3 separate regions of the Mus musculus genome follow, and regions 2 and 3 are each linked to region 1. A link is a loop called in an ENCODE intact Hi-C map of the cell type or tissue named here. Cell type or tissue: gastrocnemius. All regions are shown on one strand. Region 1 holds the start of Nsfl1c (NSFL1 (p97) cofactor (p47)). Region 2 holds the start of Apmap (adipocyte plasma membrane associated protein). Region 3 holds the start of Psmf1 (proteasome (prosome, macropain) inhibitor subunit 1).

Region 1 (8,000 bases):
GCAATGATAATGGTTTATATTGAGCTTAAGACTTCCTCCCACAGTAAATTATGCAAAACACCTTATTAGATTCTTCTTATGGGAATCTAATAGACTCTCTTGCCAGAAGATACCTGCCAAAGTATAGTTAAACCTGTACCTACAGTAATTTTAATCTAAAGACATTCCACTATCCCTTTCTACAGACTCCTCCTGGAAGCTCCAGGGCTCCACACTAAATGCTCCATTCTAGAGTGACTGTTCTCACTTGGCGTCAGAGACAACATGAAAGGTAGATGACAGGTGAACAGGGGTCAGTCAGCAGCAGGCTAAGTGTCCTGTAACAGCTAGGTCAAAGGCTGGAGAGCAGCTGCTCCCTGACTACCACCAAATTCCTTTGGGATGCTAGTACAGTTTAGTTTCTTCTGAGAAAATCCAGTCAGCATTTTCCTCCTAAACAAAGACAATGAAAAGCCACACCCCCTTTCCGTCCTCTTTTGTCCTTCACAGAAGCCCACAGTCAAAGCTAGGGCTTAAGCAAAACAGTAAGAAAGGCTAAGAGGCCTCAACTCCTGGCCAGTCTTACATTCCTTTCACGTTTAATGCTGATGTTAAGCTGTAGCTCCTTGTTCTTTACTGTTATTGTAAAACACACAGATTCTCAGTCTCTCTCTCTCTCTCTCTTTCTCTCTCTCTCTCACATCCACCCACCCACACCCACCTGCCAGTTGTGGAATGAGGCAGGGTACAGTGTCAGTCATAGTAGGCAACATATTATGCTCTAAGTACTACATAAAGTTGGGTTGTTTGTTTGTTTGTTTTTGAGACAGGGTGGCAGAGCTCTACCTGCTTCTGCCTAGGCAGTGCTGGGATTAAAGGAAGTGTGCTCTGAGGTCTGGCTTTTTGCTTTTGAGTCAAGGTCTCTTTGCATAGCTGGGGCTGTCCTATATAGATCAGGCTGGCCTTGAACTCACCTTCTTTCCAAGTGCTAGGGTTAAAAGTGTGTGCCACCACGCCTGGCTTGGGTTAATTCACTGACTCTGCTAAGTAGCAGACACTATTACAATTTCCATTTGACAGTGATGAAAACTGAGAAACTGAGATAAATACTCTGTCGCAAGTCATGAGTCTCTGAGCCTGAACCTGGGTAGTTAGCCTCCCTGGCCCTACACTAATAAACCCTTGATGCGCTAAGGGTTATTCTGGACTGTGGAAGAAGAGAGGAGGGACAAATGACTAGCATTAGAGGCTACATTTCAATTTCTCCTCCTTGGTACTTCTGACATGTCAATAACCCAAAGTGAGGTTGGATCACAAATTTGCCACCTTTGCCAGCAGCCCATATACTTACAACCCACCCCGCAGGCAATAACATTACAGTATTTCATCAGTATCTCACTGCAAATAATTGAAAAGATCACTTTCCTGTGACCCCCCCCCCCTTCTGTGGGAGGCAGGGAAAGACATGAAGGACCAATGAGATTTGGTGTTAGTGTTTCTCAAAGGGAAAAAATGTAGTTTAAAGCTCAGAGACCCTCTGTGAGAATTTACCACTTCATAGTAGAGAGACATTTTTTCTACATACTGGAGTTGAATTCAAACCCAGCAAAATTTTCTGACAACATATACCCTGGAGTAAGTGCAATTAGACTAAAAGTATGAAAGAAGTGTGGGAGCTCAGACGCTTCTGTAGAGAGAATCTGGGAAGGCCAACATTCTCCTCATGAGCCAATCACAAAAGTGATTGACTGTGGCCAAAGGTCTAGGGAAGGTGGCATAACACAAATGTTAGTTAACTCCCCGTGTCAACTTCAGAAGAGGTATCTATTTCCATGATCATCTTACTAGTGTGACAGGCCATTAACCTCATCTCTACTATGGCACTCCTAGTCCAGAAATAAGACAAGTGACTCCCCAAAGTTCATAAACACAGCCCTTAAAGATCTTAAGTAGGGGCTAGAGAGATGGCTTGGCAGTTAGGAGCATTGAATGTTCTCCCAGAAGCCCCAGTTCAAGTCCCAGCACCCACATGGTGGCCCACAATCATGTATTAACTCCAGTTTCAGGAAATCCAATGCCTTCTTCTGGTCCCCACAGTGCATAAACATACAGGCAGGCAGAACACCCACTCACATTCAAAACAAAAACAAGGAAGCAAGCAAGCAAACAAACAAACAAACAAACCAAGCCACAAAAAAACCCTTGTAAGTTGACCTTTGAATCCCTCAGTTCTTTTTAGTTGATCTTTAAACCTCTTGGTTCATAATCTGTCAAGTCAGAAAGGAAAGTCCCTTTTCTGGAAACATTCATGTAGCAACTGAAGTTGGTCCTTACCTAGGAGCTGTGCCTCTGGACACTGAACTTGGGGTTGCTTGTGAAATGGTCACAATGTCTTCATCCCCTCCATCCTCATAAAAGCTTGCAAGTGCAATCTAAAACACACAGACAGAGTACTTTGGGACCCTCCAGGCTTTCATCTGACACATATCTCACAATGGAACAAAAACATGAAGACAAAACCCATACTTTGGTTCCTACACCTGGAACCAAAGAAGATTAGATGAAAAGGCAATAGACATGTTAGCCTGGAAGTGAAGATGGGGATATATTACTTCAGGGGGAAATCCACCCACCAAGGGAAACAAAGATACTAAATAAAATTAATATGAAAAACATAAAGGAAGACCACCAACTATTATTTATCCATGTGTCAGGTCGTCTGTACACTATATATTAATTCATTTAATCTACTCAGAATTTCGTAATTAGTATCATTATTGTCTCACTTTATAGCTGGCACAAATGGACTGCAAAATGAAGACAGCTTCTGGAGGTAAGAAGTGGGGTCAGGTTCAACCCCAGGCAGCATGCTCAGGCCCTCAAGCTTATGTTCTAAGAGGAAGAAGAGTATAGGGACAGATGCTACATTTCCTTTCTTTGTGAAGCCCGGTTCCTGTTTGAAATGGGGATGCTGTTCCACCAAACCTATAAAACTGAAGGAGATAATCACTAAAGTTAACGCAGTCACCTTAGCTTTACACATGTGAAAGCCCTTCATATGAGTCCTTTGGTCATTTGTGACTGTCGCCAACTCAATGAGAAGGCATTGATTTATCACACATTCTCCACACAAAGAGAGAAGACAGAACAATGAAGTCCCACGGAGATGGAGGAGGCACCTCCTGTCTAAAAGGTAACCAACTGTCTAGGAGGAAATGAGCTGTCATGGGACAATCAGTCTGAAGGTATTCTTCATGTAGTATAACCAGCTTCTGGGAAGTCATGTGCCATCGTAGGAGTTGTACTAAACTGACATTTAGAGAACCTGCATTCAAGTCCTGGCACTGCTAGTCAAGTTACCACACAGGTAAGAGCCTCAGTTCGGATGATCTACTGGGATAGAAGCTTTTCTCTTATGTATTTCCACTCAGCACAGAGGCTTCACAGCGCCTTTAAGAGCATCTTTCTGTTTGTTATGTTTTTGAAAGAGGGACTATTTACTCCTGGAACTATGTAGATCAGGCTGGTCTCGAACTCAGAGATCTTCTGCCTCCAGAGTGCTGAAAGAGTTAAAGGAATAAAGATCCCTAATGTTTGGGAAGCTAAATATTACAGTCAGTAGACATGGTTACATCAGAAAGCTCACACAGTGAGCACATTCGGTGTCCCTTTGAGGGTCCAATTCCTTATCCATAAGATAGGGTTAGTCTTTACCTGTTTAATTAGTAGTTAGCTCTTCAGCAAGTTATTTATCCTCCAAGTCTCAGCTGCAATGTGAGACATGTAAATGAGACATTCTGTAATGCTGAACAGTGCCTGGCTTGTTGTAGGTACTCAAGAAATATTAGTCATCGTCATCTACCTAAGATGTAGGCTGGCCAAGGACATTTATGCAATCAATTCTTTCTAACATTAATTACTGTGTTTCTGAGCAATAAGAGATGGGTGTTGCTCTAGGGATCAGAAGTGTGCAACATTTTATGCCTGGTGGAGCTTTGCCTTCTAAATTAATTCCTTAGTGACTATTTACTACATGCCAGTGAACAAGACAGTAAGTCCTAAGAAATTCCCATTTTACAGTTAACTACGAAATGTGCAGAGACCCCAAACGTGCGCCACAATCCCACAGGTAGTTTCTCCCTGCAATTAGGCAAGAGTGGGGCGTGGGCTGATGCCTTGCAGGGTTTCCCCCACCAGCACAGCATCCTTGCAGAAGCGGAATCGGAAGGCCACCGCGACCTCGGTGGGGCTCCATCTGGAAGCAGGGCACTCGATTCCACCCGGCCACCCGCAGGCACTCGCCGTGGCAGCCACGCCCCCAGGCGACGACTCCACGCGGACTGCGGCAGCGCCCAAAGTCTCGCCAACACTGCGAGCCCGCAGGAAAACAGAGGCCCTGCAAAGCAGGGCCCGCCCGCCTCCATGAACTTCCAAGCCAGGCCGGTGACGCGTGGCAAGCGACCCCAGGCACCATGAGGCCTGGGCCAGGCAGGGCCCAGCCCCGCAGGGATGACTGTGCGCTTCGGCCGCGTAGGGATCGCAGAGCCGACGCCGCACTCCGTATTCCCCAGCCCGTCCGAAGCGGCCCGCCTCGCGGCGCTACCTGCAGGTCCCAGCCAGCCGACTCCAGGAAGAAACGGGCCCTGTCCTCCTCAGTGCCAGTCACCGCCACGAACTCCCTCAACGCGTCCTGCCGCTCCTCCGCCATCTTCGCCCCGTGCACTTCCCAAACCGCTCCGGCGGACACTGCAACAGCCCGAACCCCAGGTCTGCGTTCCGCCCGCCGTTCTACCGCGTCCAGCCGCTGGGCGCCTGCTCGTAGGCTCCGCCCAATGCGGTGCCACAGGAAAAGCCCTCCGTGTGGGAAACCTAGCCGCCTCGCGCCCTCTGGTGGCCCCTATGTGAGCCTCACCTTAATGGCTGAAGTAGAAGGTCGATGGAAGTGAGTAGGGAGGGGCTGGTTTTCCCACAGGATGAAGTAGTCCCGAAATCAGATCCTGGAAATTACTCATGGTCTCATCCCTTTATTTCGTTAATTATTTATTTGCACATTAATTTCCTTCTTGAAGCATTACGCTGTCTATGGCTTGATGCTCTTCCAAGGGCTGTGGAAATAACAGAGATAAAACAAAGTATCCTGTCTTCTTGTTGCTTATGTCCTTTGACCCTAACAGTTCTAACCGATGCTCACATCCCCATGGTTTCCTATCTTAAACTAGTATAAGTCTCAGCCTGCCACTTTCCACAGCATCTAGCAAATCACCATTGCATTGCCACTGGCAGGCTGGCCCAGGACAAGGAGACTCAGAGCAGAGGTAAGATGGACATGTGTCACCTACAGAGAAAGTTTAGAGCTCTCTCTCCAACAGTGCTGCCCCTCAAGTGAAAGTGGGGACAAGTGAAGCTGGGAGCCTCCTAAGTCCATCTATTTATCCCTCATTTTCAAGGTTAAACTGTTACCATCCTACAATCTGCTAAGTTGGTGACCAGCAATTATTCTACCAGAACTTATTGAGTGTTCAGTGAGGTTCCTGTCAGCTGATTATATGCTTTGTTTTTCTCCTCTTCTTCCTATGCCTGACTCAGAGCCACATTCACTGTGCATGAAGCCACTACTAATGAATGTGTGAATGAATGAATAAGTGAATGGATGAAATAACACATGGATCAGACAATGAGGATCTCACAGGGAGTGGTCTATGCAAGAGCCCCTTTCAGTCTTTTTGTTCCACAGAGTCATACTATGAGAATGAAGAGCAGGAAGTAGCTCTGCCAGGGGCATCTCCAACTTCTAAGCCAGCCTCGGGCATGGCTGCAAACGCGACAGCACTGGATTGGTGTGAATACCGTCCTTTGGTATAACTGCAGATCAGTCCCACTGTAACCAACTGAAAAGGCCCACAGAGGCCATTTGGAACCTAACACATTGCAGAGAAGCAGTAAGGAGAACCCTATCTGCTTTTGATGCTGGTCCGATTCATAGTCAGCCCTCTGCCCAGCCTGACAGCTATCAAGAAGACTATAGGAATAATTGTGGGTGCAGGGCATTAGGGTTCCCTTAGCCTGCTGAAGGTGCTGTGTTCACATTATTATCTATTTCATCATAAAATAAACCTCTGCTAGGTAGAGGTTAGTATTCCCATTTTACAGGTAAAGACAGAAACCAGAGGTTCAGTAGGACCACACCTAATGAAAAGTACAACCTGGGCCTTGCCGTCCCAGCTTCTCAGGTGCCTGAGACTGAAAGAGTGACCTTGCAGAGCATATTTAAAGTCAGTCTGGGAAACAAAACTAAACCTGGTGAGAAAGTGAATCCATGCTAAAAGGCAGAGGATGCAGCCCAGTGCCAGAGGCCTTGCCTGTCATGGGAGAGGCTATAGTTTCAATCCCAGTTTTAAACAAATGTCCTAGCCTGGAAGTTTGGAGAAAGACTGACCAAGCCTCTATCTTCGCTGTCTCTCTACATATACACAGCATCACCCACAGCTCCACCTGTGGTCAAGTTCTGGTTTCAATTTAAAGCTGACTTTCTTGTCATTCAGGTATGAAATGTACCCAGAACCTATAGCTTCCAGTTAGTCCATTCCACATGTTCTCCCAAATATCCAGGGCACTCCACACAATACTCATGGCTTCCAGACTAACACACACACACACACACACACACACACACACACACACACACTCCACCACTACCACCACCACCACCACCACCACCACCAGAACAACAACATTACTCCAGGATAACATACACATATATCACCATCATCACCATCACCATCATCATCATCATCACCACCACCTATGGCGTCCATGGCACTCTACTCCTCGAATAGCCCAGCTTAAGTGCACATTATGCTTTTCAGATTTCCAAACCCACACCATCCCTATTTCAGTACTCTCATTCCAGGTCAGTTTGCACTTACTGGCTATTTGCTACCTTGCTGGAAGGAGGTTCTGGGCATCACAGACAGACCGGGAGGGTTTGTTTTAAAAGTTTGCATATCTCTCTTCTGTGAAAGTACAGGCAAGGGAGTCACTGAGCAGATTCTGTCAGCTGAGGGCAGGTGACTGCAAATGTTTCCACTGAAATAGTGTCAGGTCACCTGTTAAAGGTAGAAGGATATATCCTAAAGAATGATGGGGGGAGTGCTGGTTGGCAGTGGTGTGTATCTCTAATTTCAACATTTGGAAGGCAGAGACAAGTGGATCTCTGAGTCTGAGGCCACTCTGATCTGCAGAGTGAGTTCCAGGATAGTCAGGGATCTACAGAGAAACCTACACACACACACACACACACACACACACACACACACACACACACACACACACACACACACGGCGGGCTCTGTGGCTGCCTGTGAAGAACACCAGCTAGAAGCACTATACAAAAGTCACAGTCAGGCTTACAAAATAGAGGGGACCTAGTATAGAGTCTGAAGGGCAGAATTTCCAGCCCTTCCTCCTATCTCCCTCCTATCTCAGAAGACATAACAAACATTGACATCATTGGAGTGACAAATCCCAGTGTCATTTTATGTAATTCCCTCAGCCACCTTGGGAAGAGGAAGCCACCAGCGGGGGTAATGTCCTTCCCAAAATGGCAATGAACTCCACACCAACTATGGGATTCGAGGGGAGAGGAGGAGGGGAAATGGGGGATGGAGGAGAGAAAGTTATAGCATCAGTTGTTGCAACAAGTGCCGGAGAGAAACAGTGTAAGGAGGCAGACTTTATTTTCACAGTTTTGGGGTCTATTCCAGGGTCTTGTATTCAGTGGGGCGTGCCTACCCAGAGGTGCCGTACTTGGAGTTAATAATAGTCACCAGGGTGACCTATCCATCCTAAGGTATTGTCAGCTGTGGGGCACAGTCATCCTGAAGTGCCACCTGCAGTGGGTATGCCTGCTCTGAGTCTCTCCCGATAGTAGAACAGTCCATCCTGAGGTTAGCCACACATACTCCAGCTTTTTGTCACAGTGTCTCCTGTGTCTGGTATAGCCAGAGATAGCAGTGGAGAAG
Region 2 (8,000 bases), 880 kb after region 1:
CTGAGAGAACCAGTACCACTAGCTTCTCCTGCTGTGCAGTGGGATTTTCTTGGTAAATGTCACCAGTTGAGTAACCTCCGGCTCTCTTTCTCTGTTCCTATGTCTGACAGTTTGAGACAGCAAACACACCTTGGACCATTTTCTTTCCTAAAGATGGACATTTCTTAGCCTAAACCATGGACTTTATCACTGGGAGTTAAAGACTCCCATCTCACAGATTTCAATCAATTGGTGTAATAAAATAAAAGCCAGGACAGTAATCATAAAAAAAAAAAACAACACCACCAATAACAACAACAACACCAATAACAACAACCCAGGTGGTAACTTGCTTTTAAAAAGTAGTTTCTAAGCCAGGCACAGCAGCACACACTTTTAATCCTAGCACTCAGGAGGCAATGACAGGCAGATCTCTGTGAGTTTGAGACCATCATGGTCTACATAGTGAGTTCCAGGATAGCCAAAGCTACACAGAGAGATTCTATTTCAAGCCAAGCCAAACCAAGCCATGCCAGACCAAACCAGAACATGGTTTCCAGGGCCCTAGCATGTAGTGTAGGGGTACAGCTTGGGTTCCTGACACTGTGGAAAACAAACCATAAAACACAAAACCAAATTGGCTTCTGGGTGTAATTAAACACAAGTAATGAGGTGCCAGTAAAAAAAAAAAAACAAAAAACAAAATGTCATTGCTAAGAGAACAATTGGGCTGGAAAGTTTCACTTCCTGGCCAGGTAGCAAACATACATATCCATTCCACTGGTAGATATCACCTACTGAGTGTGCTAAGACCCTGGCTGCTGAGGCTGGACTGGCTGAAAGAATAAATGGGACAATTACAGTAATTATCCTCAGCAGCCCATTTTCAGCTTGTCCCTTTCCTGTATACTTGGCAGAACACTCATCACTCAGGAAGCCAGTCTTGCCCTGCCTACACTGGTAGCACCCTGTCTGCTCTGTGGGTTTTTAACTGCCTGTCCCATAGGGCTACAGAATCCTACTGAATGCTGTAAAACAAGATGTTCTGTCCAGGAATAAGGATTTGGGCAGGAACTGTAGTTAGTGACTTGTGGGACAAATGAAATGGAAGGCCTTGGTGGATGAAAAATAGAAATAAAGAGGAAAGGACATGACTGCTCCCAGGTATGGTGGAGGAGGAAGTTTATTATAGATGTGTAGGAGAGCATCGCTGGAGAGAGTCTAGTGTTGTCATGATCTTGAACCATGTGAGAGAGGGGGGGTGGAAGGGAGAGGGGAATCAGGTGCACAGTCAGGAAGCCAAAGATACAAAAAAAGGGCAGGTGACCAAAACGTCTGAATTATATATGGAAAAGTTTCTAGGGGAAGGGCAGCCCAGCCCCTGAGATGGAGAGTTCAGTGTAGAGGGCAGGGTATAACAGCTATACAGTATAATAGGTAGGGACTAAGGGATGCTGGGAGAACCTGGAGGCCAGGTTAACTTTATATGTTGAATAGAAACCTCTGGTATTTCAAACCTTCAGGTTTGAAATTTAACACATGGAACACCAGATTTGAAGCCATGCAAAGGGTTGTTGGTATGTCAGATGGGATGTTCTCAGGGGCAGCATAAATGTCTCTAATGACTGGCTTGGACATCAGGGGCCATTTTCCTTAGCTGGCAAGTAGCTGCTGCTGCAGGCAGTAGGTTGGTATCCACTCCTTTAAAAAAGGACGCCCACCTCTGCATTTATTTTATGGCAAGATCCATTGCCTGTGGCCACCTTACTATTTCAGGCTAGAATAGCAACAGTTGAGATTTTTTATGTTTCACAGTGAAAGAAGAGCCAAACTTCAGGCACTGTCAGGGAAACTTGGGGGAAAAAGCAATGGCCAGTCCTGTTAGGTTTGTTGGTGAGTGGTGAAGAGCTTTGTTGCAGTGGAGGCAACAGCAGTTTTTCCTCCCCCCCCCTGCTCCTCCTCCTTCTTTGTTTTCTTCTTCTTCTTTTCTTCATATCCTCTTCCAGTCCCATGAAACCTACTTGTTCTAGGCTCAGTTTTATAGCGTCTCCCTTTGTGCAGCTAATAAAGTCTTCCTAATTGTCCTTTTCTATTTATGTTTGAGATGGACTTTGCTATGTTGTCCAAGCTGGGCTCAAACTCCTGGGCTTCAGTGACTCTCCTGCCTCAGCATCCAGAGTAGCTGGGAATACATTAGGATACCATCATGCCTAGCCTTCTCTCATCCTAAGCTGGCTCTTGTAGTTGTTTCTCTCAACTGTGCATAGGTTCTTCAACATTCTTGAGCCTACTCTCTTCTGCCCTACCTGCCCTGAAAACAGAGCCTCCTACTATGACATGGTCTTTTTCAATACTGCTATTCCACTCAAAAACTACTTATTTATGCACTTAATGTAAATGTTTTGTCTGAAAGTATGTATATACACATATGTGTGCTTGGGGCCCACAGAGGCTAGACAAGGGTTTTGGATCGCCTGGAAATGGAGTTGTAGACAGTTGTAAACTGCCACGTGGGTGGTGGAAACTGAACCAGGACCCTCTACAAGAGCAAATGTGCTTAACCATTTAGTTCTCTCTCTGGGCCCTTCTTTCCACTTTCTAGTCATTTGCTGTCCCCTTTAGATGGTTCATCATTCATCAGTGGACCCTGAAGCCTACCCTTGCTTATCACCCCTTGGTCACCAACCTCAGGACCCCTCAAGTCCTCCTACTTTGTCTCTTGCCCTTCTCTATCCTCCCAGCTCTTCATCTGGAATCTTACTTATCCAGAGTTGGTGCACATGCTCCGCTGGTTTACTCCTATGTCAGCACAGCTTTCCCTGAAGGTCTCAGGATACCTAGCCTGTCCTTTGTGCCACTCCTTTATAACAGTCATCTATGTTTTCTATCTTCCCTCCCCATTTACAACCATGAATATAGACACATCTGAGGACCTTTGTTTTGTAACAACCCTTAGGACCTGACAGGCATTTGGGAAGTATCTGTATAAAGAATTGAATCAGTATGGGATTAGAGGGTAAAGCTTAAGACTAAATTCAGGTTTGTTTCTATTTTGTCTAATTTACCACATTGGGAGATGACTGCATAATATCATGTGCTTCTTTTTCCATGCTGGGATGGCCCCATTTTTGTTGTGATAAATGTCGTCTGTGTAGACGAGCGTTTCAGCGAAAGTGAGCTGCATCGTAAGTCCCAGGATGTGTAGTAGTCTCACCCAGTGGTTCCCAGTCAAGGGCCCTTTTGTCCCTTGCAGGACATTTGGGCAATGTTTCAAGATATTAAAAAAATATTATTTGTTTCTAATCTCTTGTCATTATAATAAATACTGAGGCAATCAATTTATAGAAGGTTTACGGTGACTCAGGATTGTAAAGGCTTTAACCTATGATCAGTTGGCTGCTTTGGGTCTGTGGTGGTACATTATGGTGGGGGTATGTGGTGAGCAATTGCTACTCCAATGTGGAGAAATGGGAAAAGTAAAAGAGAAAAGGGATTAACTCCCATACCCTCATCAAAGGCATGCCTCCAGTGTCCCAGTAGGGCCAACTCCTTACAAATGCCATTACCTTCCAGTATCACCCATGCTGAGGACCAAATTTTTCACAAATTTTTGGTGTTCCAGATTAACTTTAGCACTAAACTAGGTGGGGTGCTACTGACATTTAAAGGGTAAAGGCCCCAGGGGTGGTGCAAAATATCCTATACTCATGACAACTGCCACTTTACCTCTACAACAAAGGATTATCTCGCCCCAAATGTTATCAGTGCTGAGGTTGGGAAACCTGAGCTAACCTTGCATGGCAGTCCCATTTCTCTTTGTGCAAACAGTTGGTACAATGAGACAGTAATGCTGATTGGCTGCAGGGCTGGAGGGTGATGTGGGACAAGAGAGCACTAAGACCACATACAACAAGCAGAATGGACTTTACCGTGACTTGCAAACAGAAAACCCCTAAGTCATATTGCATAACACAAATGATCGAAGCTCAGCCTATTCTAACCCCAGCTTATTCAGACTCATGTGCTTCAAGATAAGGCCATGAGTGTATCTCCCAGCAATTCCCTGTGGACTTATTTGTTTTAGAGATATGGCCACTGGCTCTTCCAGACACTTTCCTAGTTTACAAACTCTAACCGATCCGTTCCAAGACCATTTCTAACTTTAGCCCTGAATTTCATGAACAGTCTTCCATAACTGAGGAGCTCACAGGTCGTCTGGTGAATTCCTTTTATGTAGGAAGTTCAGTGTATTCAACTCTTTTTTATTCTTCGTGTGTGTGTTCCGGGTTGTTTTGGCCCATGTGTTTCACACTGGGCATAGGATACGCATAATCCATGTAACAGGCACTGGATGTAACTGGCTACTTGTGACAGCTCAGGAATGTTCACAGAGCCTCCCACAGACGGGGATACTCTGGAGAGTTAATGAGAGATTTTCAGCAATGACTCTTGAGATGGATTCTGGATGATAAAAGTGGTTTAGGTGGAGGTAGAAAAAAAAACGTATCACAAGGAAACAAGGAGTAACATGACAAAGTCAGAGACATGCAATCAGAAGGGGAAGCCATTCAGGTCTCCAGGTAGGCGCCAGACCCACACAGCAGTTGTTACAATTACCCACGATATTATCTTTATAATGTCTGTCTTCAATGATGGAATCAAGTACCATGTTGCCAAGCCTTGGATTATATATAACCTGAGATCCCTACAGAACTGTGTTAAGAAATCTCCACTTCCCTCAAGCGAGAGGAAAAAGAACATTGAGGTGGCATTCTATCGCCATCTAGTGCCGAAAAGATAATGGCATGTTTGCTTCTGTAAAATCCCAAGTGAGGTACAAAATCCAGCACCTATATCCTAGAGATCCTTCCCAATGCCCTACTTGGTTATTGCTGCCTGAAATTCTCCTGTCCGCCCTTTCTCTTCCAATCCTACCCCCACATTCCTTCACCGGCTAAATGCTTCCACTAGACCAAGTTTCTCTCTTTAAAATCACCACTGTATTAAAATTTACATGTATTGAAGTCATGGCTCTCATTAGTTCCAGAAAGGAGGGATTTGCCTGCAGTCTGCTCACTTCACCTCCTGGAGTATGTCCGACTCGCTGTAATACCGTGGAAGCACTACCTGGTGGTTGCTTCATGATTCCTAAAGTTTTGCTATTAGCAGTCTTTTCTACTTGGGCCTGTCTTTAGGTAACTCCCTTTAGAAAATTTATCAAATGTCTATTGTATAACCACTTGACGATCTAGCAGTCAAAATCTGATCTTAACCAAAAGGACACATTTTGAACTTTAGCGGAATCTTTTCAGAAAAGATAACAGTTCAGGCGGGGATTACTGCATTGAACACATTTCGTTAAGAATCAGTGGCATCTTCTCTTTGCAAGCTTGTTACTGCAGACTTCACCGCCCAGCACTCGGACTTGAGGAAGACCCGCTACAGCCTCACTATCCAGACTCGGCTCACTGAGGGAGGGACCCCCTCACCATTTGCCTGCAGCTGTAGGCTGGGGCCAGGGGGTGGAGCCTTACTGCTGTGCCAATCTCCAAAAGGGGGCGGGGCCTGCATTGCAGCTCCGGCGCTAAGTTTACGTCATTTCCTCGCGCCAGGGAGTAGTTCTGAAACCCGCGTTGCTGAGTGTCAAGGCGCTGTTGGAGGTGTCAGTGGAGAGGCGGCAGAATGAGCGAAGCGGACGGGCTGCGGCAGCGTCGGCCCCTGCGGCCGCAGGTCGTCACGGACGATGGCCAGGTCCCGGAGGTCAAGGAGGGCAGGTAGGCAGGACCTGGGCTGGGATCATCCCACGGGAGAGAACCCTCCTCATTATCCCGGCTTGGACCCAGGAGCCGGGTTCGGGCTGACAGGACAATCTGCGGGGCGAGGCCTTGCGTGGACCTGGTTGTCCTCCCTCACGCTGCTGTGGACCTTTTCTGTCCCTTCTTGCCACCCAGCCGCTGGAGCCAACGCCTTTTGCCTTTCTTTAGTTGCACGCATCTTCCCGACTTGTCCTTGTTGGAACCTCTGATACTCCTGGGACAGCCACCTGACCACTGCCGTCAGCCGATTCTTTCGCGTTCCTTGTTATTCACTTTCCTTAAAGAGAAGTCAGAAAAGATGCTGGGTTTCCTTTCTGCGAAGGTCCTCCTCCTGCATCTATTGACGCCGCGCAGTCTGTACTCCTCAGCGTGGAGTAGAGAACCGACTGACATTGTTGGCAGTGTTTCTGAGAATTCGGCCTTGCAGGTTTTTGTAATAGGGACAGTAGTTACTGACAGTAAATCCTTAAAAAGAAAAATTTTTTTTGGGCCCCAGTCTTTCTGACTTTCAAAATGCACTATTAGCCCACATATGAAGCATGCTCCTTAAACCGTACTAGAAGACATTTAAAATTGACTTTTCAACTTGGTGACCAGAATTTTGTACTTTGAATATCTAGATCAGCCTCAAAGTTGTGGAATTAACTTATATGATAGAAATATTAGAAATATTTCTTTGGTCACCAGCAATGTGATGAAGGGATGTGGTGCATACTAGATGAGAGACAGTTTTTGCTTCTGATGATCGGTTTGACTAATGGTAATAAGATAAACATACAAACATGTTTTGGCTTTGGAAAGAGGAGTTTGTAAAAGAACAGGAAGGTACTAACTAGTATGGATCTTGATTAGGGAGACCAGCCATCCTAGGTAGCCTTGAGATCTCATTAACTAGGACTCACCTTGCTAAATGTGGGTAGATTATGACAAATTGCTCACCCTGCTTGTTGTGGGTATTGCTAATTAATTGCTAATGGTTGGTGAGTCTTTTAATGGATAAGCAAGGAGTGGCCAAACCTAACTGCAGGAACTAGGAGAACTAGGAAAGGGTGGAGCTGTGGAGAGCCCTATCTGGGCACTTGGAGAAGAAAAGTGTTTTGAAGCCTGGGTACCCGGGGACTCTTGATAGATTGGCCTGATATTTAGAACAGCTTCTGTGATACTTGTGACCCACAGGCAAAGGGGCATATTTATCTTTTTTTTTTAAGGTTCTCTGTTGGATTTCTTCCTTAATGACTACAAATTAGACACCAAACTGTCTCTTTCCATCTGATCTTTTCCAATGTCTTACATTTGTGCTTACACTGTTTTGACTTTGCCATTTGTAAACATATTTGCTGTTTGTCAACATGTTTGTTATTTTATCTTTAGTGATCTGTAATGGTTGGGTTTTTTTGTTTGTTTGTTTGTTTGTTTTTTGTTTTTTGAGACAGGGTTTCCCTGTATAGCCCTGGCTGTCCTGGAACTCACTTTGTAGACCAGGCTGGCCTCGAACTCAGAAATTCGCCTGCCTCTGCCTCCCAAGTGCTGGGACTAAAGGCATGCACCACCACCGCCCGGTGAAATGGCTGCTTTTAAAGTGAGTTATAGCCACCTTTCTATACTTACAGTGATAACATTCCTGTTTGTCGTTTTCAGCAGTTCTCCTGTATTTTTTTTCTTGTAGTCATCTCTAATAGTTTGTCCAACTATCTTCTTGACTACTGTGAGGGTAGAGGATTGAATATGAATCAGGAAAGTTTTGTGAAGAAATCTGAAAGTTGGGAGTTCAGAGGTTGGACATTTACCTAATACATCCAAGGTCCTGGACTTGATTTTCAGTGTAGAAAATTAAAGAAAAAGAAAGCATGGAATCTGAAAAAAGTATAAACAAACAATGTTAGAATAAATTTTAGACTTGCTAAAACTTGCAAACCTAACACAAAATCTTAAACTGACTTAAAACATTACTAGATTTCTCTCTCTCTTTCTCTCTCTCTCCCTCCCTCCCTTCCTTCCTAAATATTGTTGCACAGTAGAGTGTGAATTTTGTAGATGATAACAGGAGGTTGCAGTATCAAAAATCTTAGACACACCTCAGAATGGATTGATTATCAGAATAAAAGAAGAAAAACAGATTTTAATAGAGGAAGGAACATTTTGCAATACTTTGGAAAGTTTCCTGACTTGCAGGAACAGCAACATTCACGTTGACAGGGTTATTGA
Region 3 (8,000 bases), 250 kb before region 1:
ACGCCTACCTCCAGCATCACATAAACTAGGTGTGATGGCACACACCTGTAATTCCAGCATTCAGGAGGTGAACATAGTAGGATCATGTATAATGAGTTTGAGGCCAGCCTGGGATACATAAAACCCCACCTTAAAGTAACCCAAAGCAAAAATGTTATACGATTCAGCAATTCTATTTCTAGGTTTAAACCCCTAGAGGCTCGGAAGCAGAGTGTCTTAGTCAGGGTTTCTATTCCTGCACGTACATCATGACCAAGAAGCAAGTTGGGGAGGAAAGGGTTTATTCAGCTTACACTTCCATACTGCTGTTCATCACCAAAGGAAGTCAGGACTGGAACTCAAGCAGGTCAGGAAGCAGAAGCTGATGTGGAGCCATGGAGGGATGTTCCTTACTGGCTTGCTTCCCCTGGCTTGCTCAGCCTGCTCTTTTATAGAACCCAAGACTACCAGCCCAGAGATGGTCCCACCCACAAGGGGCCTTTCCCCCTTGATCACTAATTGAGAAAATGCCTTACAGTTGGATCTCATGGAGGCATCTCCTCAACTGAAGCTCCTTTCTCTGTGATAACTCCAGCTGTGTCAAGTTGACACAAAACTAGCCAGTACAGAGAGTCATTCACAGAGTCAAATCCATACAGATAGAAAGTAGAATAGTGGCTGGGCAGTGGCGCACACTTTTAATCCTGGCACTCAGAAAGCAGAGGAGGTGGATCTGTGAGTTCAAGGCCAGCCTGGTCTACACACACAGAGTTAGTTTAGGACAGCCAGGGCTATACAGAGAAATCCCATTTCAAAAAAAAAAAAAAAAAAAAAAAACAACAAGACAAACAAATGAAAAAAACCAACCACACAGAAAGAAAGTAAAGAATAGTGGCTGCCACCCATTGAAAGAAGAGGATGTGGGAACGTATTGTTTAATGAGCAGAGCTTCAGTCTGGCGAAATGCAAAGCCTGGAGCTGAAGCGTGGTGATGCTTACTCAATACAAATGCCCTTGGGGTCACTGCATTGTGTGATTACAAATGATTAAGATGGCAAATGAATTCTGTTCTGTGTGTCTGGCCACAATAAAAAACAATGTTTGAAAAACTAATAGTGTTATATTAAAATTAATATTTCAAAAGAAAGCTGTTTGCTCTTAGTGGCAATTACGTTGTTCATCCAGTGGCGGGGGGTGGGGGGTGTGGGGAATGGGAAGTCTTAAATTCTAGTTGGCCGTTGGGTGGATGTAAAGAAAAATATCTCTTATAGAGAGCTCTCTGAGCTGAAACCAAAGGAAAAGGATGCTCGTTGGAGTCCTCTGCATTGCTCCCGTTGCCTGACCTGTAGTTCCTATCTTAACAGTTTCCAAGGAAGCACAGAGCTTGGAATGTGCACATTGCTATCACTTGGCAACCAGGAACTGGTGGCTGCAGCCACCTACCAGTTCTTCCTGCTACCTTGTGCCCTTATCTGGCATGGGCCCTTTTCCACCCAGGTAGTCAGGGGCTCCTGGGAGGCCAGGGAAGCCTCTCCCTCCTGCTCCCTGTCTCAGCTTCTCCCAGAACTCCCAGGGCCAACTGGGACCCTTGCTGATGAAGGTAAGTCTACAGAAACAAGGGAAGATGGACCAAGGGAGGCAGAGAGAACTTTTAGTCCAGAGAATCTTCTCACTTCTTCCCATGGGTGGAAGATTCTGGGGACAGGATGAATAGAACACAGCCAGGCCCTTGGAGGACTTACAGACTTCTAGGGCAGAAGACATAGCTTAGCTCTGTTCTTTCAATGTACTAATAATGCCTTTTCCAAATGGGCTATTGAGATGCAGACTTTCCGAGGCACAGATCATCCTTAGCTGAGGTGGGAGGACCACAGCAGATGTAGGATGTCCTGCCTGTCCCAGCAGTCACCAGTAAGCACCAGAGCCACTTCCTCCGAATTCTGTCATTCACTACCTGAGGGCTTTCCATAATTCTAATAAGTAGCTCTTACCAGAGCAAAACATTATCCCAGTTCCCCAGTCCTGAGTTGAAACATCTCTGAGATCTTTCACTCTCTCTCCTCACTGCTTGCCAGCAAGTGTGAGTTCCAACTGCTCTCAGAGGCTTATCAGGTACCTCCTTTAGCCCAATCCTCCTGCTCGGCCCTGGGAGCAGCTCTCAAATGAGCCACTCAAGCTCCCAATGGGATCACCTGTAGCCTAGGATGGCCTTGAACTCATCACCAATATGAGATTGGCCTTAAACTCCTTATTCTCTTCCCCTAGGTCCTAGGATTACAGACACAAGCCACCATACCTTCAGTATTGGCTTTTAGGGGAAGCCCCATTAAGATAGGCAATGGTATATAAAAGAAAAGGGAAATGTGTGAGCTGCAAGCTATAATCAAGGGAATGCAAGCTAGTGTGGAACCAAGGGGCCGGGGTGAGAGCACTGGTGGCTTAGGAGGCAAGAGGCCTCGTTACAAAAAGATAAAACAACAGCAGGAAAAAGAGAGAGTAAAAGAAAACCTTAAAAGCACTAATAAAGCTGGCCAAAAGTCCAGCCTGTGTTTTGCTATCATCATGAACCAGCAAGCCTAACCTACTTCAGTGATAAAATTCTCAGCCCTTCTGGAGCTGATAGCTTTCTCTGTTGCATGCCTGCCCCCTTGGCACACCACCAAACTCCTTGAGCACAGTGTGGAGCAGTGGTTCTCAACCTTCCTAATGCTGCGGTCCTTTCATACAGTACCTCATGTTATAGTGACCCTCGACCATAAAATCACTTCATTGCTACTCCCTAACTGTAATTTTGCTACTGTTATAAATCACAATATAAATATCTAATTTGAGGGAAATCTGCTATGCAACCCCTGGGGGTCATGACATCCAGGCTGAGGACAGGTGTGGAGAGTAGTTAAAGATGAGGAAGAGATGAGAGGGGCAGTGTTGAGTCTCCAGTTACACGGGGGTAGCTACATTTCCCACCTTGGTGCCTTCACGTATGCTATATGCTTTTACAGGAACATTTCTTCTTTATTCTTCCATGAGAGTTCTGTGCAATTGGCCATTTCTTAATCCAAGAAACCCTTCCTGATCCTTGCTTGGAACATAGGCTTCCTGTGGGCCTTGTATAGCTCTCTCAGCACCCCCAAATGACAGATTTCATACTGGATTGCTTTTTGTCTATTAAAAAGAAACACTACAAAGTTCCATCAGGGCAAGACCTGTGGCATGTTAACCTAGGCATGAGAGCTGAGAGAAGTCAAGGTCACTGGAGCCAAGGAGATCAGAGAATGAAAGGACACTTGGAGGTGATATCAGAAAGGCACAGGGCCTGTGGAGTGAGAGGGTGACAGACCTAGAGTGAACTTCGCCTTTGAGGTGTGGCTTGGGCCTAAGGAACATGGTCTTCCCTGTGTTTTAACAGAATCTCTCTGGTTGTAGGGTGAAACCAGTGTAGCATACAAGGCTGATGCCAGGCAACCAAGAAAAAAAAAATGACAATGGTTTGGGTCATGGTACCAACCAACATGGCAAAATTTATTTGTCTACAAAAAAGTATTGGACTTCAAGAAACATGGAGAAACAACAGGTGGTTAAAAAAATCTTGATGGAGATTGGGGCACAAGTGGCTAGCATTTGTCAGTTATCTCTGGGCTCTAGATGTGGTCAAAAGCTGTGTTTACTTGGGTGAAGTCATTTCACTCTTTCTGCTCTTTATATCACTCGCAAAGTGAGGATGGGTAATAAAATATACCCCATGAATTTGTTGAGAGGGGATGTAAAGGTTTTGGCACAGGATTTAGCATGCAATCAACATACATATAAATGCTATCCTAGAGACCAAATTACCAGTTCCCAGGGGCACCTCTATTGCTCACTGGCTGATTGTGACACGATTTCCAAATCTATGTAGTGGCAGAGTACTGTCATCAATACCAACTGTATAATACTGGATCTGGAAATTTTGATAAATGCATTAAAGTTTAGCATGTAGAATAAAGTGCTATCAGGCAAGAAGTACTGCAGGCATGCTAATAAATTACGATGAAAACATCTAAGACAGATTGCCTAAATTTTCCCCCGGCCTAGTACACACTCCACTTCGCAGATGAGAAGTCTACTGTAGTTGGTAGAAGGCAGTCTCTCCCCAGGAACGAACAGCCTGGCACTCAGCAGTCGCCTGCTGCAGGCAAAAAGGCTTTGAGAAGATAAGCCCTAGCCTGCGCGCTTCTTAGTGGAACCTTCTAGTTCGGTGCAGGTGTTTCCAGCCCGGAGCACGCACAAAGTCAACAAGTATTTCCGGTGCGCGTCTCTGCGTTTCCGCGTTTCCACTTTTCCGCGCAGGTGCGGACAGAGCCGAAAGCGAAGGCGGCATCAAAAGGCGTCGCTGCCGCTCGCGGTCCCGCTTCTCTTAGGCGGAGCGGCTTTCTGCATAGTCCCCTCCTTTTCTTCCTTTCCCACAGAAGCCGCAAACATCCATGGCGGGTCTCGAGGTTCTCTTCGCGTCGGCCGCTCCATCCATGAGCTGCCCGCAGGACGCACTCGTCTGCTTCCTGCACTGGGAAGTGGTGACAAACGGCTACTATGCCTTGGGCACGGGCGACCAGGTACGCGGGTGGAGGGGAGTCTGCAGCCCGAGGCCCAAAGGCCTGCCCTGACCGTGCCAAAGCCAGGGCCCGAGCGAGGCTTCTGATGCCGCACTTTAGCGCGCCTGGTGCTGGTGCCGACAACGGGCACAGCGTGCGTGTAAACTCGGGAACGGACGTGTAAAGGCGTCCCCGACACAGCCGGGGTTGTGTGGATCTGACTGAGACAGGCTAGTAGCTTCCTCAAGGTCCTCATCCACCAGTTTACCCAAAGCATCTGCCGTAGAATACTCCGTGCTACACCCTCAACTCCAAGCATCTGGATTCAAGCACTGGTGTGGCAGTGAACTTTGACCTACTCAGCCATATTCTAGGACCCCTTCTTCGAGGGGACAGTGTTTGGATTTCAGACTTGAATGCTGCGTTTGATTCTTGCTGTCCGTTCTCCTGAAGTACTTTCTGGGCTCAGGCTGCCCTTGCCTCCATTCTCTGCTGATGGGTATGCGTTTTCAGGGTAGAAGCCAAAAAAAAATTTTTTTTAATTAATTAGTTAAAAATTGAGAGGCCATTAACTGTTAATTTATCTACTAGAGAGTTTTATTTTCCAGCCTGTGGCCAGCAGATTAGTAATGCTTGCTGGACTCAGCAGGTATTTGTGTTGGTCCTCTAGCTGCCTCCTGCCACCCTCCTTCTGTGGGTGATGAGAGGAACAAAGCACGCACTTGACTGGGTAATACCAACTCAGCAGCTAAAGAGTCATGCTGCCCACTTTCTCTTTGCTTTTTTGCCTCCAGTGCTATAGAGCTGGGCTTGTAATATTTGATCTCAAGAACATGTTTGTTGACTTGAACAAACAGGCATTGATTGGTCTCCTTATTGAGGGCACGGCTACTCCCCATGAGAGCTCTGTAGCCGTGTGAGATAAGGTCAGTGGAGGGCCATGGAGATGGCCATAGATACGAGTTAGAAAAATTGGCATTGTGTTGTGGGAGTCTGAAGATTATAAAGAGAGAATGACCTGTTTATGTGTGCAGTTTTGGTTGGTTGGTTGGTTGGTTGGTTGCATTCTAGCCCAGAGGCACTAGGGTGAGCCCAGTGGCCATTAAGGAATGTTTCTAGCCTCAGGATTTTGTCTATAGAAGACAGCTAGCTTTACCTTTCTTTACCTTACCAGTCTGTCTGGAAGAATCTCCAGCCTGCCCTGCTCTAACCTTTCATAGGTCGCAGCCACTCTCAGGCCTTTGAGTCTTCATCTGAGGAAGTTACATGGTACAAACATATGCTTTCGTTATCTGCCAACCATAGCCTTGTGGGACACTTGATATTTTATATCAAGGTGCAGAGGACAGCCACATGATGTGTTGGGCCTGTCTAGCTTCTGTTTTCTGTGGAGTATCCGTTTCACCTTACCACAGTGAGGCTGTGAGCTTTACCTGACCCTAGCGATTATTTCTTGCTCCGGAATGAAGGTGTCGAGGTGGGGAGCAGAGCAGGTTGTCTGTAAGTCAAGAGCGCCTGCTGGTAGGGCCAGTGCTGTCCATGTAGGACAGGAGAGAGTCAAAGGTCTTGACTGAACACAGGTAAGGTCTGCCAGCCCTGCCTTAAACACCCGAGTCACCCTTGAAGTCCACACCACACTAGGAAGTTACCCAGAAAGGCAAGAGGGTTTCTCAGGCTGTGGCTAGCTTCAGTTTTGTTTTCTCCTTACTCTCCTGTCTCTGCTGAGGCTACCAGTCTCCTTGTCACCTAGCCAAGTTTGATTGTGACTCCTCTGGCAAAGGATTTCCAAACACCAGGGGTGGCCTCCCCTGCACTTGCTGTGTAAAGTCCTTCATGTGTGGGCCTTTGTCAGTGTTGTCCATCGCCCCACTCCTTCCCATCCCATCCCATCCTACCATGCTCTCATGAACACAGCTTCTGGTCGTGCTGTTTTGTGTTGAATGTGTGCTTTTTAAAGGGTTTTTTGTTTTTCCATAAATGGTATTGGACCATAAACTTTTTCTAACTCCTCCCACTCCCCCTGTAAATTCCCACTTTGTGACTTCTCCCTCTGTACCCCACTCATAACCAACAGAGTCCAGTTAGTGCTTCCTGACAGAATATTGCTTATTTTGGTGACTTGCTCTTACGAAGATGGTATTCATGGGTGCTCTGTGCATGTGTCCAGAGGGGAGAGTTTCATAGAATTACTCCTCCTCCTGGTTCTTTACTGCCAATACACACACACACACATGACGTTTTCTCTAGAATACTATAATTTGATCTAGTGTGTTCCTTCTGACTGCAGTGTAATGTGCCACTGTCAGCATAGTGTGCACTTTACCTCGGCTTCAGCTGTTCAGGCTCACACTGGAATGAAGGTTGACATTGCTTATCAGGCTCCCACATGTATCCACAGCTTCCTTCTAGGAGGACGTTTGAGTCTTGGCTCATACAAACCTCATAGAGCTAAGTACTGCTAGGTGGACTCCCAAAGGGCCTGTGTAAGTCTGAATTCCCAGAAGTAGTGTCGAAGGTTCACTCATGCCCAGTCAAACTAAGTCTTAGGCTGGTGGTTGGGTGTGACCTTCATTCATATAATATATATATATATATATATCTTTTCTGGTTTTTTTTTTTTTTTTTTTGGTTTTTTGAGACAAGGTTTCTCTGTGTTCCCCTGGCTGTCCTGGAACTCACTCTGTAGACCAGGCTGGCCTTGAACTCAGAAATCCACCTGCCTCTGCCTCCCAAGTGCTGGGATTAAAGGTGTGTGCCACCACTACCCGGCTCATCTCATTATTTTAGCTGCCCCCTGATAACTAGTAAATTTGAAAAAACAAACACCATTTGTGATGGTTTGTATATTCTTGTACCAGGGAGTGGCACCATTTGGAGGTGTGGCCTTGTTGGAATAGGTGTGACCTGGTTGGAGTAGGTGTATCACTGTGGGTGTGGGCTCAATACTCTCACCCTAGGTGCCTGGAAGTCAATCTTCCACTAGTAGCCTTTGGATGAAGATGTAGAACTCTCAGCTCTGCCTGTGCCATGCCTGCCTAGATGCTGCCATGCTCCCACCTTGATGATAATGGACTGACCTCTGAACCTGTAAGACAGCCCCAATTTAATGTTGTTTTTATAAGACTTGCCTTGGTCATGGTGTCTGTTCACAGTAAAACCCTAACTAAGACACCATTTATACGGTTAGCTGCTCTTTTTATTTGTTTTCCAAACCTTGCCTTGGTCTGGTTATTAATTCTTGTCATTTGTTCCTTTTGGCTATAGTGTCTGTGCCTGGACAGAAGCTCTAGGGTATGGGTGGCCTCACAAGTGGCATTGTGTTTGCTTTAGTGGTCCTGCTTAAGAACTTTATTTCCTACCTGAAAGGCCCTGCTTGTTTTCACTATGACTTGAGATTATTCTCATATTTTAATGTGTGAAAGGGAATGTCCTGGTTGCTTGAGTTTGTTT

The links. Hi-C counts contacts between places; a loop is a spot of excess contacts. Peaks named below come from ENCODE experiments on the same cell type or tissue, not always from the same donor. Only the 100,000 strongest peaks of a DNase experiment are listed, where the experiment ranks them.
Region 2: a loop joins it to region 1, with 4 times the contacts of the local background. A loop is called at or near these places in 2 of 42 quality-filtered maps.
Region 3: a loop joins it to region 1, with 13 times the contacts of the local background. A loop is called at or near these places in 19 of 42 quality-filtered maps.

What each region holds. Positions count from the first base shown.
Region 1 is chr2:151,490,995-151,498,994 of GRCm38, reverse strand. It overlaps Nsfl1c (NSFL1 (p97) cofactor (p47)), which reads right to left and starts at 4,813. Exons shown (of 10, transcript NM_198326.3): 1 at 4,583-4,813; 2 at 2,314-2,411. The coding sequence starts at 4,687. In gastrocnemius, a CTCF peak has its summit at 4,864 (motif pointing left); DNase peaks (open chromatin) are centred at 4,313 and 4,796; H3K4me3 peaks cover 1,899 bases; H3K27ac peaks cover 928 bases.
Region 2 is chr2:150,606,141-150,614,140 of GRCm38, reverse strand. Apmap (adipocyte plasma membrane associated protein) reads left to right here and starts at 5,574. Exons shown (of 9, transcript NM_027977.3): 1 at 5,574-5,753. The coding sequence starts at 5,662. In gastrocnemius, a CTCF peak has its summit at 4,772 (motif pointing left); DNase peaks (open chromatin) are centred at 4,767, 5,543 and 6,114; H3K4me3 peaks cover 2,047 bases; H3K27ac peaks cover 1,506 bases.
Region 3 is chr2:151,737,582-151,745,581 of GRCm38, reverse strand. Psmf1 (proteasome (prosome, macropain) inhibitor subunit 1) reads left to right here and starts at 4,272. Exons shown (of 7, transcript NM_212446.2): 1 at 4,272-4,571. The coding sequence starts at 4,443. In gastrocnemius, a CTCF peak has its summit at 4,267; DNase peaks (open chromatin) are centred at 4,253 and 6,318; H3K4me3 peaks cover 2,216 bases; H3K27ac peaks cover 1,442 bases.